Linked DNA regions of Homo sapiens: region 1 is linked to region 2. A link is an interaction called in ENCODE POLR2A ChIA-PET data of the cell type or tissue named here. Cell type or tissue: MCF 10A. All regions are shown on one strand. Links, peaks and the distances in the headings refer to the core of each region. The heading gives the core; the rest is flanking DNA. Region 1 overlaps LINC02809 (long intergenic non-protein coding RNA 2809). Region 2 has its middle 7.4 kb from the start of WNT3A.

Region 1 (4,386 bases), core at 233-4,232, 75 kb before region 2:
GTCAGTGCCTGGGTTTACCTCGAAGGTATTGTAGTGGGGTAGGTTGGGCACCCCCCTTCACATCCAGCTGGAGCCTTGGAGCAGGACCTCCTGTAGAACCAGGGTCTTGGCAGACATCCTCAATGAGTGACGTCGAGACCAGGCCATCCTGGATTAGGGTGGGCCCTGGACCCGTAACAGGTGATCGTCTAAGAGAAAGAGGAGGGGGATCTGAGATGCACAGATCGGGAACCAGCCATGAAGACAGGCCAGAGACTGGAGTGTGTGGCCATGCGCCTGAGGCACCTGAGCCACCAGGAGCTGGAGGAGGCTGTGCAGGGTCCTCCCCAGAACCTTTGGAGGGAGCATGCCCGGGACACCTCAATGTGGGGCTTCTGGCTGCAGAGTTGCGAGGAAATACCTCCCTTGCTGTTGTGAACCACCCAGGTTGTGGTAACTTGCTGTGGCCACCCTGTGATGCCAGTATACCTCCTTCCCTCATGTCTGGTGCCAAGGCCGGGAGAGTCAAATACCTGGGGCTAAAAGCATTGGGGTTCCTCAGATGATCCTCTTTGCACCCCTGCATAGGGTGTCTGCCCACACGGCCTCAGGGTCATGAGTTTTCTGCAGGCAGCCACCTGACCTGTCCAGCCGGACATGTGTCTCCCCCATGGGTCAGTTTGGGCAGCAGGTTGGGTCCCGTGTAAGGCTCAGGGCTGCTGGGCTCTGATGTCACCTGTTGCCACGGTGACTCTGGTTGCTAGGATCAGACTACTCCCTTCCTGGGCACACTGTATCCCGAATCCCCAGAAGAACCAAGGGGATCCCCCAGCACAAGGCTCGTTGGGGAGGGAGTCCTTGGCGCTCAGATTTGAGAGAGAGAGTCGGGGCTGGCCAGGGGGCGTGGCTTGGGCAGAGGAGAGTGCTCATGGTGACCCTGGAGGAGACCCTCCCTTCCCTCGTTCATTGCTCCCAAGGCCAGGTGTCTCTAAAGGAAGCCAGTTGTGGAGAATGTTGGTCCTGCAGTGGCGATTAATGCAAAGATGCCCTGAACAAAGCAGGACACACGTGCCTGCCTGCTACCCCTGCCCAGCTGCTGTTCTTGGACGCATGTGCTCTTCTGGTGGGACCCGTGAATACGTGGCTCACGGTCCTGGGGCACACCCCATTGTGTGAGGCTGGGGGTCTTGTGGGGAGCCAGGCCCCTGGTGTGGGTCCCTGCTCAGAAGCCCCACGCAGCCCCTGTTCTGCTGAGTGCGGCTGAAAGCCCCCCATACCCACAGCCCTCTGTCCTCAAATTTTTCTCATTTTAAAAATTGTGGTAAAATACCCATAACATAGGACTTACCATTTTAACCTTTTAAAAATAATTTAAATTTTTTAAGAGACAGGGTCTTGCTCTGTCACCCAGGCTGGAGTACAGTGGCGTGATTTTGGCTCATTACAGCCTCCGCCTCCTGGGCTCAAGCAATTCTCCCACCTCAGCCTCTTGAGTACCTGGGATGGTAGGCACGCACCACCATGCCAGCTAATTAATATATTTTTTCTTGTACTGACTGGGTCTCAGTATGTTGCCCAGGCTGATCTCAAATTCCTGGCCTCAAGCGATCCTCCCACCTCAGCCTCCTGAGTAGCTGGGATTATAGGCGAGAGCCACTGCATCCAGTGACTTTTTTTTGTTTGTTTCTCTAATAGCTGCCATCCTGATGGGGTGAGCTGGTGTCTCATGGTGGTTTTGATTTGCCTGTCCTGAAGGACTCGTGACTTTGAGCGTCTTTCCATGTGCTTGCTGCTGTTTATAGATCTTCTCCGGAGACATGTCTGTCTTCCCTCTCATTCTTGCATGCGGGCGTCCACAGGCTGACCCCTCAGCTGCTCAGCCAGGCCCCTGCTCCTGTCCACAGAGCCCACCCTCCAGGTGCACTCCCTGCCTGCCTCCTGCAGGTTCCTTTCCTGGGCATGGTGGCCCAGCCCTCTCTGTCCCTCACCTCACCTGCTTTCTTCATGGCATGTGCACATCTGACATGGTTACTAGTTGTGTGATTTCTGTCTGCCTTTGCAGTGGACACACCACAGACGCTCAGCCAATGCTTGAACCAGCAGGTGGGTGGGACTATGCCAGGACGGGATGGTGGCTCAGAGAGGGGCTGCCTGGTCTGGGGCCTGACAGGCGGGAGGAGGAGAGGCCTGTAGCACCCATTGGAGGTGTGTGGTCGCCCAGCACAAGAACAAGGGAGGAGGCAGTCAGGCGGGGGCGCTCCTGCCCAGGCCACGGAGCTTTAATTAAAACCCGCCCGGAGCATGACCCCACTCTGCCATGCATTCTTCACTTAATTGGGGCCCTTCAGGAGGGGCCGGCTGAGGTTAATTAAAAAGCCCAGCTGAAGACATTGTTGTCTTCCTAGCATCTGCTGCCAGCATCCGCCTGCCTGTGCCCAAGGCCTGGGCTACCGGGGTGGGCAGAACCATGCCCCAGGGGCCTCCAGCCCCCATGCCTGTCACTGCAGCCTGCAGCCAGCCTGGGCGGGGGACCGTGCTCATTGTTGGGTCCTTCAGTGAGTGCCCCCTCTGGCCTTAATGAAAAGGAGACTCTCCTGGATACCCTGAACTGATGGGCCCCAATGCCCCACCATGGGAGGGCAAGGCTGGCTGTGGGACACCAGAGCACCCCGGCCTGCCCCGGCCTACTTGTTTCAGCTCCTAACTCCTACCCTGGGGGTCTGGGTGCTGCCCACGGCTCCCAGGCGACTGCGCGGTGACCCTGCCCTCTCCAGCTCCTCTGCCCATCACCTGCAGGCCCAGCTACACACCTACACCCGGGAGACCCCTTTCTCAGGAGGCAGGGAGTAGCCAGGGCTGCCGTGGAAGGTTCTGGGTGCCACAGGAACATGCAGAGGGTGGGTGGCCCCGTGAGGGAGGCTGGCACGAAGGGCAGGGGAGGGCTGTCACACTGCCCTCTCAGCGTATGCCCGGGGGCTTGGCCGCAGTGAGGGAGACAGTGGTTGGAGGAGAAGGGGGAGAAAGAAGAACTCAAGCAGTCAGCGAGTGCCAGGCCCCCTTCTGCCCCAATGGGAGGAGATGATAGACGAGGAGGTGACAGAGTGTCACCGTGGCCCACAGGACAGCCACCCGCCCAGAGCCTGGGCACCCATCCGGGTCTCCCAGCGCTGTGGTCCAGGCCCGGAGGCCCCCACAGAGCCAAAGTAGGCAGGTGGTGGGAGGAGGTCCTGTGCACCTGGCACACAGGGGTGCTTGTGATCCAGGAGAGAGATGAACCCTTGGCAACAGCTGGGAAAGATCTAAACAACTGATGCACTGGTGCAATGGACTTGCAGGTGCAGACAGCAGCCATGCTGGGGGCTAGTCAAGGGGCCCCATTTGCTGACTAGGCACATGGCTTGGAGCCTGGGAGCCAGGCATCACACCAGGCTGGTGGTGTGGAAGCCCGAGGAAGCCCCTTGTGCTACACGGCAGGCCACGATGTCCAAGGGGCCGGGGTGGGATTCATGCCATAAAGGTGGAGGCTGCTTATCAGTCCCAGGCAGCAGAAGAGGGGACAGAGGCAGACGCCAGACCTCCTTCCTGACCCTGGACTGGCCTGCAAAGAAGCAATTCAGAGTGGGTGGTGGCCAGCTGCACACCTTTAGGCAGCACTGGGCCAGGATGGCCTGAGCAGAGCCACCTATGGTTAGGCACAGCCCAGGAAAGTGCCCACACTAACGGGGAACACACTGACCTCTGACCCTCCACCTGAGGCAGGCCAAGTGACACAGAAACAGGGAGGGTGACCAGGACTCTGTGTCTGCAGGGTCCCCACGTGATGCTCCAGACACAAAGCACACAAACCATCATGGACACTGAGCACGGTGCCTTGGCACCCCAACAGCACTGTGACCCCTGCACTATCCCCTACACTATCCCTCTACACTATGCCCCACACTATTCCCCTTCACTATCCACCTACACTATTCCCTTCCACTATCCCCACTACACTATCCCTCTACACTATCACCTACACTATTGTCCTACACTATCTACCTGCACTATGCCCCACACTATCCGCCTTCACTATCCACCTACACTCTCCCCCATACTATCCCTGTACAGTATCCCCCCTGCACTGTTCCCCTACACTATCCCCACTACACTATCCCTTTATACTATCACCTATACTATCGCTCTACACCATCCCCCCTACACTTTCCTCCCCTACACTATCCCTCTACAGCACCCCCTATACTATAGCCTGGGCAATATCACCCTACGCTATTGCCCTACACTATCTCCCCTACACTATGCCCCTATACTCTCCTGCCTACACTATCCCCCGTACTCTATCCTTCTACACTATCCCTCTACACTATCACCCCTGCAATGTCACCCTACACTCTCCCCCTAAACTGTCCC
Region 2 (4,386 bases), core at 303-4,302:
GCTTGTCTCAATGAGCATCTCCCACTAGCCCAATCTGGTTACCTGTCTGCTTCTTACCATTGCCCTGTATCTATCTTTCTGAGCTTGCCGTTATATTTATATTTTAAAAGACTTTTCTCCTCTCCAGCCCAGATCTCTTATCAAATTTCCACTTTCCTTCAGTTCTCCGGAAGGTTCTTTTTTATTTGTTTGAGACAGGGTCTCACTCCGTCGCCCAGGCTGGAGTGCAGTGGTGCCATCATAGTTCACTGTAGTTTCTAACTCCTGGGCTCAAGCAATCCTCTTGCCTTGGCCTCCCAAACTGTGGGGTTACAGGGGTGAGCCCCTGCGCCTGGCCTCCAAAAGGTCCTTATGGTAAATGTGGGTTGTCAGATGAGATGATTTCTTGAAGGCTCCTGGAGCGGAGTGATGACAGCGACTACCATGCCCACTGTAGGCCCACTGTGTGCCCGGTGATCCACCAAGCACTGTGTGGTCAGAGGGAAGTGAATTTCACCATGTTCTGGAAGTGGAAAAGGCTCAGTGAGGCTGAATGAGGAGGCATAGCCGCCTGAACCTCCTGGAGGCAGCACAGCAGGGCTGGGCTCTCTCCGAGGCTCACCATTTGTAGAGTATATGTTTCCCTCCAAGACTGGAAGACCGACTGCAGGACTCCAACTCAGAAGGCCATCCTTTCCTGGCTCCAGGGCAGAAGATTGCGCCAGGATGGGGGGCATGCTCGGGAGTCCTTGTAGGCAATGAGGGGGGTAGGTGGACACGAGCCGGTCCTCATGAGCTTGCCTTTCTGAGCTGCCCTGTGGGACGAGGGCAAGGGGCCCAGTGGCCAGACTTCCTAGAGAGTGCATTTGCAGGGGCTTGGGGCACCTCTTTGGGAAATAATTCAGTCTGTTTTGAGACATCACTCTCTCCTCGGGTGTCACCCCTTCAACTACCCATCTTAGAGTTCCATTTTGACCCTTCACCAGATCCCACCTGATGAAAGCAACTGGAACCTTAGGTCAGCCTCTCCTTGTATGGAAAGAGTGGGCTCAAGGCAAAGTGGAAGGAGCAATGGGCCCGCAGGAAAGACCCTGGTCTCCAGGTCCCAGCCTCCAGGGATCCTTCCATACCCCCACACTGCTTTCTTTCCAGGAATGTCTGTTGACTCAAAGCCCTTCGCATGCTGTGCTACGAACGCCACCTTTGAGAAGGCTGACGCATGATGGTTGTGTGAACATCCCTTCACAAATCAAACCATGTGTGTTCTCACAGGCAGCTCTTGGATGCCATAAAAGTCAACTCTGGGGTCCAACAGGCATGTCTTTCTCAGTTGACACCCCAGCCATCCACCTCCTAGCTCCATGCTGTCCTCTCTCCCTTAGGGCATGATGTAGGAGGCACACGATCTCATTCTCATTGCAAGGTGACTTCTTGGACCTGCTCTCCTTGCAGGTGGCCTGGTGATATGTGGGGAATTGTGGACCTCCCTATGAGGAAGAGAAGATGGAATCTGGGAACCATGGAAGTAGGGCCATCAGCCTCTCCCTTTAGCCATGTGGTTAATCCTGGTTGATCCCATGAAATGGCCATGAAATGCTGGAATCATCCAAACACAGAATTATAGGATGCAGGGGAACTGAGTCAGTAGAACCCTCTGATCTTAGAATCTTATGGTTCTTCAAGCATGGACCCATAGATGGAGAGTCTTAGAACCATAAGAAAATCAAATTTGAGAATTAAAAAAAAATCACAATGGGCCAGACAGGTAGTTCATGCCTGTAATTCTAGTGCTTTGGGAGGCTGGGGCCAGCAGATCTCTTGAACCCAGGAGTTTGAGACCAGCCTGGGCAACATAGTGAGACTCCGTCTCTATAAAAAATTAGCTGAGTATGGTGGTATGCACCTGTAGTCCCAGCTATTCAGGAGGCTGAGGTGAGAGGACTGGTTGAGGCCACAAGTTCGAGGCTGCAGTGAGCCATGACTGTGCCACTGCACTCCAGCTTGGGTGACAGAGAGAGACCACTACTCAAAAAAAAAAAAAAAAAAATCACAGTATCATGGAGTTCTGGAATCCTGCAGATTAATTATCCAGAATCCTGGTTCCCAGGCCATAACTTACTTCCCTGTGAAATGAGGGCAATAGACTCCCCAGACTTTCCTGTTGGGAAAGAGCTAAGTTTTGCTGCCACAGCAGCTCTTAGGGACCGGTTGGTGGCTGCTTGCTGGAGTTCCGCTTCTGGGCCAATACTGCCACCAAGTGGAGATGCCAGAGGAGGGCGGCACTGAAGGGGTGCCTGGGTCCAATCTTCCCCTAGAGGCAGTGCCCCTTCTGGGCAAGGTTGTGGGTGACATGAGCGGCGCCTCCTCCCTAGCCCTTGGCTGTCCTGCAGCCCAAGTGGGATTTTACATTGTGGGTATGACCTCTCTCATGGGAATAGTGGTGACCACAACCCCTGCTGAAACCTGCATGACCCAGCTGATCCCTGAGACCACAGGAGATGCAGTGTCACCATCTTTGGAGCATAAGCCAGAGCCAAGGCTCAGAGGCCAAGAGCAAGATTCACAGGGCTGCTGTTCACACATGGGCCTGGGCCTGGGCAGCTTGACAGTCACGCTCCTCCTGTCCACCCCCATCACCCAGGATCATGGGTCTTGGACTCCCTCATCACTGGAGATGCTCTCCTTCACTCTGGTTCACCCCCAACTTCACCTTTAGGGCCTCCCCTTGGCCTTGAAGATCCTGAGCTCCAGGGACATGGTGGGATTTTTAGAACATGATACAAGTAGTGAGTGCAGGTGGTTTATGTGGGAACATGGTTCTAGGGAACAGGAGAGTGGGGGGAACAGGTGAAGAGAAAAAGCCATTGGGGTATCCATTGACTGCCATCTTCCCTGGTCGAAGAAGCTGGGGCCCACTGTCCCTGGCGAGGCACAGGAGACATGGCTCCAAGGAGACATGATGTTTTGTTTCTTACAAGGCCAGTCCATCAGCCCCTTTGTGGGCTTCCTCCCTAGCATCCACCTCCTGCACACCCTTTCTGACTGTCAACGGCACCCTACTGTCCCATTTCATGGAGGGAAATCGAGGCCATCAGCTTCTGTGTCACAACCTGCAGTCTCTGCAGAGAGTTTCTGTCTCTCCCTCCTCAGAGGGTTGCTGAGGTTGTCCTCCAACCCAACGGGTCCAGAAGCTTCCTTGCTGGTTCCTTCCTTGCTGTTCCTTGCTGGTTGTCCTCCAGCCCAGTGGGTCCAGAAGCTTCGGCAAAGCATTTGTTCCTGTTCTGTCCAGGTTCTTCTCATATCAGGCTCAGCAACCACCTCCATACTCTCCTAAATCTTCCACCTGCCCCCTCTACCTGCAGCTTCCTCTTAGTCCAGAAGCTATCAGCTATTTAAAGTGGTATTATTTCTTTCCATTTCCATGTTTTGTTGCAAGTGCTGACTTTTAGTACATTGATGTTGTTTCCTGCAACTGTCCTAAGTTCACTTATTAGTTCCAGCAGACTTATTCTTTTTTGTAGATTTGTTGGCGTTTTCCATATAAACAATTGTGTTACCTGTGAATAAAGACAGGTTACCTCTTCCTTTAAATTCTAGATGCCTTTCATTTCTTTTTCTTGTCTTATTGCACTAGCTAGAAACTCCAGGACAGTGTCAAATAAAAGTGGTGAGAGTGGATGTGCTTGTGTTGTTCTTGATGTTTAGGGAGGAAACACACAGTGTTTTATTAAAGTGTGATGTGAGCTGAAGTTTTTCATAGATGCCACTTATCAGGTTTAGGCAGTTCACAGCTAGTTCTAATCTGCTGAGAGTTTTTATATAAATATTGGAATTTATTAAATGATTTTTCTGCATCTATTGAGACAATTATATGTTTTTATTTAGCCAATTAATATAGTGAATTGCATTAATTTATATTCAAATATTAAACTAACCTTGCATTCCTGGGATAAATCCCACTTGCTCATGGTGTATCATCCTCTTTATATATTGTTGGATTGGATATGCTAAAACTTGGTTAAGAACTTTTGCATCTATGTTCCTGAGAAGTACTGATCTAGAATTTTTTTTCCTTATAATGTCTTTGTCTGATTTGGGCATTAGGGTAATTCTGGCCTCATGAGATACTCATGAGTATTTCCAACTCTTTAATTTTCTGGAAGAGTTTGTGGAAATTGTTATTATGTCTTGCTTAAATGTTTGGTAGAATTCACCAATGAAGCCATCTGGCCTTTAAGTTTCTTTGTAGGAAGGCTTGTAACCACAATTCAGTTCTTTAAATAGCTATAGAACCATTTTGTTTATTTATTTCTTGTGCGAGCTTTGGTAGTTGATGTCTTTCAAGGAATTTGTTCATTTTACAGAAGTTGAATTTATACACATGTAGATGTTTATTCCTGTTTATTT

The links. ChIA-PET counts read pairs that join two places held together with the same protein. Peaks named below come from ENCODE experiments on the same cell type or tissue, not always from the same donor. Only the 100,000 strongest peaks of a DNase experiment are listed, where the experiment ranks them.
Region 1: POLR2A ChIA-PET joins it to region 2 with 19 read pairs; 8 of 35 experiments call an interaction of 5 or more read pairs at or near these places.

What each region holds. Positions count from the first base shown.
Region 1 is chr1:228,071,890-228,076,275 of GRCh38, reverse strand. It overlaps LINC02809 (long intergenic non-protein coding RNA 2809), which reads left to right. Exons shown (of 1, transcript NR_158166.1): 1 at 1-2,367. Among named protein-coding and RNA genes, the nearest start is that of LINC02809, 2.5 kb to the left of the region's middle. RefSeq lists enhancers at 380-880, 881-1,381. In MCF 10A, for the core only: a CTCF peak has its summit at 2,240; a DNase peak (open chromatin) is centred at 2,215.
Region 2 is chr1:227,997,394-228,001,779 of GRCh38, reverse strand. No RefSeq gene overlaps it. Among named protein-coding and RNA genes, the nearest start is that of WNT3A, 7.4 kb to the left of the region's middle. RefSeq lists silencers at 2,131-2,180, 2,221-2,280. In MCF 10A, for the core only: a CTCF peak has its summit at 2,231; a DNase peak (open chromatin) is centred at 2,219.